Linked DNA regions of Homo sapiens: region 2 is linked to region 1. Evidence: chromatin contacts called from ENCODE Hi-C or POLR2A ChIA-PET data. All regions are on one chromosome and are shown on one strand. Each heading gives the region's core, a stretch centred on a gene start or an enhancer-like site at or near the end of the contact. The rest is flanking DNA. Distances are from core to core; before and after follow the strand shown. Region 1 holds the start of LINC03146 (long intergenic non-protein coding RNA 3146). Region 2 overlaps KSR1 (kinase suppressor of ras 1).

Evidence for each region. A loop is a pair of places that touch in the nucleus more often than their neighbours do. ChIA-PET counts read pairs that join two places held with the same protein, here RNA polymerase II (POLR2A). Pooled maps may share reads with other maps.
Region 2: a pooled map shows a loop between it and region 1 (2.7-fold over the local background). The contact joins the enhancer-like site here to the promoter of LINC03146 in region 1. A Hi-C loop is called at or near these places in 1 of 168 maps with a recorded cell type or tissue (GM23248) and 2 of 50 pooled maps. POLR2A ChIA-PET finds 5 or more read pairs at or near these places in 4 of 52 experiments (GM10248, MCF 10A, PC-9 and 1 more).

Annotation. Positions count from the first base shown.
Region 1 is chr17:27,330,662-27,334,924 of GRCh38, reverse strand. It overlaps LINC03146 (long intergenic non-protein coding RNA 3146), which reads right to left and starts at 2,430. Exons shown (of 3, transcript XR_007065677.1): 1 at 1,498-2,430; 2 at 548-665. RefSeq lists an enhancer at 1,830-2,379.
Region 2 is chr17:27,504,871-27,509,133 of GRCh38, reverse strand. All of the region lies in intron 1 of KSR1 (kinase suppressor of ras 1), which reads right to left. Among named protein-coding and RNA genes, the nearest start is that of KSR1, 51 kb to the right of the region's middle. RefSeq lists enhancers at 2,252-2,461, 2,165-2,762, 4,148-4,263. Within about 2 kb of position 2,340, at least 2 of the 41 ENCODE cell types and tissues checked have a DNase peak (open chromatin) inside an H3K27ac peak, as active enhancers do.

The sequences.
Region 1 (4,263 bases), core at 1,181-3,680:
CCTGTAATCCCAGCACTTTAGGAAGCTGAGGCAAGACGACTGCTTGAGCCCAGGAGTTCAAAGCCAGCCTGGGCAACAAAGCCAGACCCTGTCTCTATTAAAAATAAATAATAATAAATTTTTAAAAAGAATTTAAAATGTTTATGTCCTTTTAAATGAAATCTTTCCTATCCAGTTTTCCTGTGCAGCTGCTTCATTCAAGCCTGCTTTTAGTTGGAGCCTAAAACAATGTGAATAAATGTCCTAAATCCATAATTAGCGGCCTAATATGATTTTTTTAAGAAGTCCATATCCTTTGGCTTAATGTATAAGGTCAGGGTCCTGGCCAGAAATAGGCCCGAGCATTTAGTTTATAATCAAAGTGATATTTCAAACCAGTGAGGAAATATTCTACTAAAAGAGAAAGGCTGGGCTGGGCATGGTGACCCACGTCTGTAATCCCAGCACTTTGGGAGGGCGAGGCGGGTGGATCATTTGATGTCAGGAATTCAAGACCAACCTGGTCAACATGGCGAAAACCCATCTCTACTAAAAATGCAAAACTTACCCGGGCATGGTGGCACGCGCCTGTAATCCCAGCTACTGGGAAGGCTGAGCCAGGAGACTCGCTTGAACCTGAGAAGCCGAGGTTGCAGTGAGCAGAGATTGTGCCACTGCACTCCAGCCTGGGAGACAAAAGCAAGACTGTCTCAAAACAAACAAACAAACAAACAAGAGAGAAAGCCTGAATAATGACATATGAAAAGTTGACTATTCAGAAAAAAATAAGTTTAGATCTTTATCTTCCAGTTTATATCAAAATTAGTCCCAGGTGGGTTTAAAAGCCAAATGAAGGAGTAAGAGGAAATGGAGGAAGGGAAGGGGGGAAGAGGAGCAGAAAAGAAAAAATATAGATCTGAAATGTCTGTGTGATACTCAGATGGGAGCAGTTTTACAATTAAAAAAAAACAAAAGGGAGAAAGAATAAAGGAAAACATCAAGGCCGGGAGTAGTGGCTCAAGCCTGTAATCCCAGCACTTTGGGAGGCCCAAGGCAGGCAGGTTGCTTGAGCCCAGGAGTTCAAGACCAGCCTGGGCAACATAGCGAGACCTCCTCTCTACAAAAGATACAAAAATTAGCCGGGCGTAGTGGTGTGCACCTGTGGTTCCAGCTACTAGGGAGGCTAAGGTGGGAGGATGGCTTGAGCCGGGAGGCGGAGACTGCAGGGAGCCAAGATCACGCCACTGTACTCCAGCCTGGGTGACAGAGTGAGGCGCTGACTCAAAAATAAAAAACTAAAGAAAGAAAAAGAAAAACATCAAAAGGTCATCCCACATCAAAATGTCGTGTGGTGTATCAAATATCACCAAAAACAAAATCAGAAGGTAAAATTCTAAGCTTAGAAAAATATTTGCAACACATTCGACAGAACTGACATTTTTAAAGTGCTTCTGTACGTCAACAAGAGAAAAAATAGAAAATAGAAAAGCAGACCAAGGATATGAATAGGCAACTCACAAAAGGAGAAAGTCAGATGTTCACAACTATTTTTAAAATGCAGCAGACACGTGGTCTTGGAGACGCAACAAGCAGGGCCGCGGACCAGGCGTTAGGTAGGAAAGGCATTCACCCCTTCTCCAGCTGCGGGGCGGGGCCCCGGGTCCCTCTCTGGAGGGGCCTCCAGGGAGCGGAGCTCTGGGATGCCGTTTCCCCGGGGCGTCTGGGAGGGGCTGGAGAAACAAGCATTTCCTAGGGCTGAGCCCACTTGCCCTCTAGGGGGTGACGATTTCTCTCCCAGTCTTCCCCCCGACTTGGCTGGACTCCGAGGGGAGGGCGCTGGCGCTTCCAATGGCACAGCAGCTCGTGGGGAGCTCGGGCGCTGCCTCTCGGGCGGCTTCCCCAGCCCTCCTGACTCGCGGCCACCGGAGGGCGGTGCTGTCCAGGAGACGCCGGAGCTGGGCGCTCACAAAGGCCCCTTTCTCCTCCACCGAAGATGAGTCATAGCCCAGGCGGGGTCGGAAGGGCAGCCGCTCCAAGGCGACTGCAGAGCCGCGACTGCAGAGCCACGCCTCCGAGTCACCCTGGACGCCTGCGCCGGCCGCGTCTGCTTCTCCTTGGCTTGGCAGGCCACAGGGAAAACTGGGTCAGGCCGGTGGCCTAGTTCGCTGGTTCACAGCGTGAACGCCGGCAGTAGGTGACTAGGAAGGGCATCTCCACTTACTGTCTGGCTCATTCACGTGACAAATATCTGAAGAGCCCCGTGACTGACAGCCAGTTGCTAGTGCACTCCCAAGGCCCGGGTCACCTGAGTTTAGAATGTGTCATCTCAATACCCTGGGGGCTGGGCCTGCCTGGGCAGGTCGCCAAATCACTGGTCTTGTCACATCTCAGGTTCAGTTGCCCACATTGCAAAACATCCCCTGGCCCCCTGGCATTGGATTCCCTTGTGATCTAACCCTGCCCCACCCCTCTGACTGGCTCCCACCAGGTGGCCTTCACTTTGGTCCCCACCCCTGCCTGGCAATCCCCCTCCCCACATCCTGCTCCTGTGAGCCCAGGCCTGTCCTATGGCGGCCTGCAGTGACCTTCCACACCCACCCGAGCCCATTCAGTCTCCTCTCTGCTTCTGACTCTGCCCTAGGATGTCTGAGGATGTCATTTGTTTTTCCCTCCAAAATTCTTTTTGCTAATAAGAAGGACACTTTTGACACCCGGTCCAAAGGTGTAAGCTCCTGGGCCTCAGTGGAGCCAGAAGCAGCCTGTATAGGCCTGGTCTGCTCAGCTGGACAGGAGGAGATCTGGTAGGGATGGACCACTCCAGAGGAGAGGAGGTCAGCCATGGGCCTGAGCAGCATGAAGACCTCATGTGCCAGGAGGGAGGTCAGCAAGGGTGTGAGACCAAGGAGGGCACTGAGTCCAGAGTGCAGTAGCCCTTCCTCTTCTTTCTTTTCTTTTCTCTCTTTTTTTTTTTTCAGATGGAGTCTCACTCTGTAGCTTAGGCTGGAGTGCAGTGGCACAATCTTGGCTCACTGCAGCCTCCACCTCCCAGGTTCAAGCGATCCTCCTGCCTCAGCCTCCTAAGTAGGTGGAACTACAGATGCACACCACCAAGCCTTGCTAATTTTTGTATTTTTAGTAGAGATGGGGTTTCACCATGTTGACCAGGCTGGTCTCGAACTCCCAGCCTCAAGTGATCTGCCCTCTTTAGCCTCCCAAAGTGAACCACCAGGCCTGGCTCCTCTCCTTTTTTCTTTCCTTCCTCTTCTTTCCCTGCCCTCCCTTGTGGTTGCAGCCAAGGAGCTGGGCTGCAGCTGGCCCTCCCTCATGCTGAGTTTTGCTAACATAGTGCCTTCTTGTTCTCTCCCCCTCCCACCTTCCTGCCACCCCATGTGCCATTTCCCAGTGACTCTGGAGCTTCTGAGATGCCTCTGCCTGCATTATGGGTGGGCACACTGAGGCTCAGAAGAGCCAATGACTTGCCAGGAAGCACAGCCATTGGCAGGAGTGGGCAGAGTGGCAGAGGGATCAACTCTGTCTCACCCCAACTTGTGAGGACATGCCCAGAACACATGGGAAAGCAGGTGCACTGTGCTTTGCTGGGATGACAGCGTTCATAGACTTGAAGGCATCAATTTGACTTCAGCATTTAAAAAAATTTGTAATGTTTGCTGCAGAATATCCAAACAATAGAGATGTGTATAAAATAGAACCCAAACAAAAGTCCAATTCTCCCCCAACTCACTTCTCACTGTTGTAAACCAAAAATAATGGACCCCTCCTCTTGGCCAAAGGCATTCCAGGGTTACCTGAAAATCTAGTCAGGCCACGATGGAAGAGGGGGTGGGAGATGCCTCATTATACCCTCCAGCATTCACACCAACGGGGACCTTAGGTCTGATAAGAAACAATACAGTCTATTCTCCCTAAATCCTGCTACTTGGAGGCTTCGTCTGTGTGACAAAACCTAGGTCTTCACAACCTCTTATCATAACCCAGACATTCCTTTCTACCGATAATAACTCTTTCAATCAATTGCCAATCAGAAAGTTTTAAAATCTGACCTCTGGAAGCTGCACCCTACTTTGAATTGTCCTGCCCTTCCAGATCAAACCAATGTAAACCTTGCCTGTATTGATTGATGTATTGTCTTCCTAAAATGTATGAAAGCGGCCAAGTGCAGTGGCTCACGCCTGTAATCCCAACACTTTGGGAGGCCGAGGCAGGTGGATCACCTGAGGTCAGAAGTTTGAGAACAGCCTGACCAACATGGAGAAGCCTCGTCTC
Region 2 (4,263 bases), core at 1,091-3,590, 170 kb before region 1:
TTTCCTTGCTCACTCTGCAGAGGATCCACTGGAGCATCAGGCCTGGCTGCCCAAACCCTCTGCACCTGGCTTCTCTGCTGGGTCTGTTCAAACTTCAGGCCCAGGCTGGGAACGGTGGCTCATGCCTGTAATCCCAGCACTTTGGGAGGTCAAGGTGGGTGGATCACCTGAGGTCAAGAGTTTGAAACCAGCCTGGCCAACATGGTGAAACCCTATCTCTACTAAAAATACAAAAAGTTAGCCAGGCATGGTGGCAGGCATCTGTAATCCCAGCTACTTGGGTGGCTGAGGCAGGAGAATCACTTGAACCCGGGAGGTGGAGGTTACAATGAGCCGAGATCACGCCATTGCACTCCAGCCTGGGCAACAGAGCAAGACTCTACCTCAATAAATAAATAAATAAATAAATAAATAAATAAATAAAAAAAATTCAGGCCCAAACCTAGGAAAGAGGGCCCAGTGAAGACAGGCTGAATCTCAAGCCTGTGTTTGTCCCTGCCCTTCCTGCACCTCCTGTGAGCAAGTGTCCAGTCCCCTTTGTTTTCATCAGGAAACTGAGGGTTGGAGAGAAGAGGCAATAAGCCCAGAGAGGAGTGATGTGGGGCAAAGAGCATGATCTTGAGTCAGAGAGGGGCTTCACTACAAGCTCCTGCCACTTACAAATAGCAGGACTCCAGGCTAGTATGTTACAACTTAGGCCCTTGATGATCCTCATCTGCAAAATGGACATCACAGCACCTTCCAGGTCAGTGGGAGGATTCAGAGGGATGATAAAAGTTCCCAGCATAGGGCTTGGCAGGCCATAGGCACCCAGTCAATGATAACCATTATTCTAACTGCTCAGAGCCAGGATTCCACACAGGGCTCATGGCTTCCTCTGTCCAGTTAGACACATTCAAACCCATGTCCACGCCTCCAAAGTCCACCCTAACAAGCCACTCCACCCCAACAGAAGCTCCCTCAGTAACCTAACTTGCTGACCCAAGACCCCAGAGTAATGTATTAGCAGGGTGGCTGCCACAGTGAACACTGCCCAGGGCACTTGCTCCTTTGTAATCAAGGTGGCAGGTTGGGGAGCAGGAGACTGGGGGCACGTGGGAGATTAGGGAGGTACCCAGATGGGTTTCATTTCTCCCCTCTGAAGCCAAGATAGCCCCTTCTAGGGCAGGACAGCAGCTGCCAGGCTACACGCTCTAGAATAAGACTATCCAAGAGATGTACTTGGTATGTTCTAGTAGCCATATTAAAAGCCAAACAAAGGCCAGGCACAGTAGCTCACACCTGTAATCCCAGCACTTTGGGACGCTGACGCAGGTGGATCACCTGAGGTTGGGAGTTCGAGATCAGCCTGACCAACATGGAGAAACCCTTTCTCTACTAAAAATACAAATTAGCCAGGCGTGGTGGCTCATGCCTGTAATCCCAGCTACTGGGGAGGCTAAGGCAGAAGAATCACTTGAACCCGGGAGGTGGAGGTTACGGTGAGCCAAGATCGCACCATTGCACTCTAGCCTGGGCAACAGGAGTGAAATTCTGTCTCAAAAAAAAAAAAAAAAAAAAAAAAAAAAAAGCCAAACAATAAAGATTTTAATGATCTATTTTATTTAATCAAACATACCCAAAATATCACTTCAACACATAATCACACAAAACATACAAAAATAAATATAAAACATTAAAAATATATATATTTTTTCCTTCGAGACAAAGTCTTGCTCTGACACCCAGGCTAGAGTGCAGTGGCATGATCTTGGCTCACTGCAACCTCCACCTCCCGGGTTCAAGCAATTCTTCTGCCTCAGCCTCCCCAGTAGCTGGGATTACAGGCCCCTGCCACCAGGCCTGGCTAATTTTTGTATTTTTAGTAGAGACGGGGTTTCACCATGTTGGCCAGGCTGGTCTTGAATTCCTGACCTCGTAATCTGCCTGCCTCGGCCTCCCAAAGTGCTGGAATTATAGGCATGAGCCACCTTGCCCAGCCTAAAGAGATCTTTTACATTCTTTTGTTCATATTGTCTTCTGAATCCACCAAGCATTTTTACACTGCACACCCCGACTAGGACTAGCCACAGCCTCAGTGCTGAGAAGCCACATGTGGCTGATGGCTACCGCATTGGAAAAAGCAGAATGAACATTTCAATTATTGCAGAAAGTTCTAGACAGTGCAGCTGACCTTTTTCATCAGATCCCGAGATTTGAGGGGTGGGAGGCTGGCATGTGTGCGGCTCTTCTCTCTGAATTACCAGAGGGACCAACTTCTCTGACAGCTGGGGGCTGACAGGAAATACCTGTTTGTCAGGCTATGAAAAAGCTTTCCCCTCGGTCTTCCTCAGGCTTGGGCAGGGCTGGGGGTTTCCATGACTCATGACACCTGCGGAGCCCAAAGCATCCCCTAGGGAGCTGAACCAACACTCGCACCACAGAAAAATGCAGCTTGGGGGTGGGAGGAGGGGGTGGGAGGGGGAGATGGGAGATAAAGGCTGGACAAATCCCCAAGAACACCAAGTTACCAACTGCAAAGGGAAGACTCCAGGGGACTCCCAGCTGCCGGCCCGCAAGTCTGCTCTCTCCAGAGATGACCAAGAAGGGGAGGTGGAAATCACCGAAATGTGCAACCCCAGACACAGGTTGGACAAATCCAACTACATCCACATAATCGAGTATCAGGCAGTGCTTAAAAACTCTACAGTGAACATCTACAACTAATAATAAAAACTACGCTTTGTTAAACAACCACATCGAGCTAGAATGTTTACCTAAACTACCTCTTGTAATTATTGCAGTGGAGTCATGAGTTAGGGTAGTATTATTCCCATGCTACGAGAGAAAGTGAGGGTGAGGTTCCTCAAACTAAAATTCACTTAAGCAAGATGGTCCAGCCAGCAAGGGGCCAAGGCCACACTGAGCCAAAGCCCCTCAGACTCCAAAACCCAAAACCGACCTTATTACTACACTATTGCCTTCCCGTGGTGTTTTTGGGGCAGAGGAGGTGAATCAGATACATATCCACCTGCAGACAAGGACAAAGAGGGAGCATAGAAATATGAAAAGTTTGGTTAGGTGGGGGCCCTGAACCAGTTGTTTTTACATTCTTATGGTGTGTAGGCAATGCATCGTTTTTTAAAGGCTATCTTCTAGGAAAAGAAAAAAATGAGAAAAGTACCAAGAACATCAACTATGCACAAGCCATCCTGGTCACCCCTGAGGTCTGATGCCCCATGCTCCCCCATAGTGGGTGGGCTGAGACTAGAACCACGGTGCTTCAAGTAAGATTGAAAACACATACACTGTTTCTATCAAAGAACCAACTGGAAGCATGGTTGATGGCAACCCCTTGGTGACACCAATACCTGGTACAAAATGGAAGAAACATCAACAAAAAATATTAACAGCAAACATGTGTATGATATGCCAGCACTGGTATAAGCATTCTGCCTATGGTAATTACACTAACTTATTTAAGACGCACAATAACTCTCCTGAGGGAGATACTGCTACCATCCCCATTTTACTGATAAAGCAACTGAATCACAGGGAGATCGCAGCTTGCTCAAGACCACACAGCCAGGGAGTGGCAAAGCTGGGATTCAAACCCAAGCAGTCTGGCTCCAGAGCAGGGCTGTTTGCCGTATTGCCTCTCTTAGAGCACTAATAACAAACCTCTGCTGCCTGCATCCGAGCAAATCACCCAGCTCAGGTGGAGACTGCAGGCAGGCACCTTCTTGGATGAAGAACTAATCCCTCCTGGGTTAATGAGGACAGAGAAGGGGCAGAGTCACAGGAAGCATGCATGCGCAGGCCTGTGGACCCTGGGGGATGGCCATCTCAGGGGCAAACGGGTTGCACTGTAGAGCCCACAACGAGTTCAGGTCAACCCCTCGGTCTGGGAGCACCCAGAACCAGGAGGTGAGAGAACAGCTCCCTCTCACTGGCCAGCTCCCAGAGGATTCAAACGGACTATCCTCCTGAAGTGTCATAGCCCGTGGCCATAGTCAGCAGGTACTGATTCCACAGGTGCTATCAGAGCTGTCCCAGGGCTCCCGTCCCAATCCCTCTCAAGGTAAGAGTTCCCTGAAGATCTGAACCATCCCTTTCTGACCCATAAGGGCATCTTTCCCTGGCTTTATGGGACAGAGCCCTCCCACATGCTTACCTTAGTGGAAGACAGGCAGAGCTTTCCAGATTATGCCCGTTTTATAGACAGGAACACTGAGGCACCTGGGAGTGTAAGTCAAGCTGACTTTGCTCTGTGCTGCTGGGAAC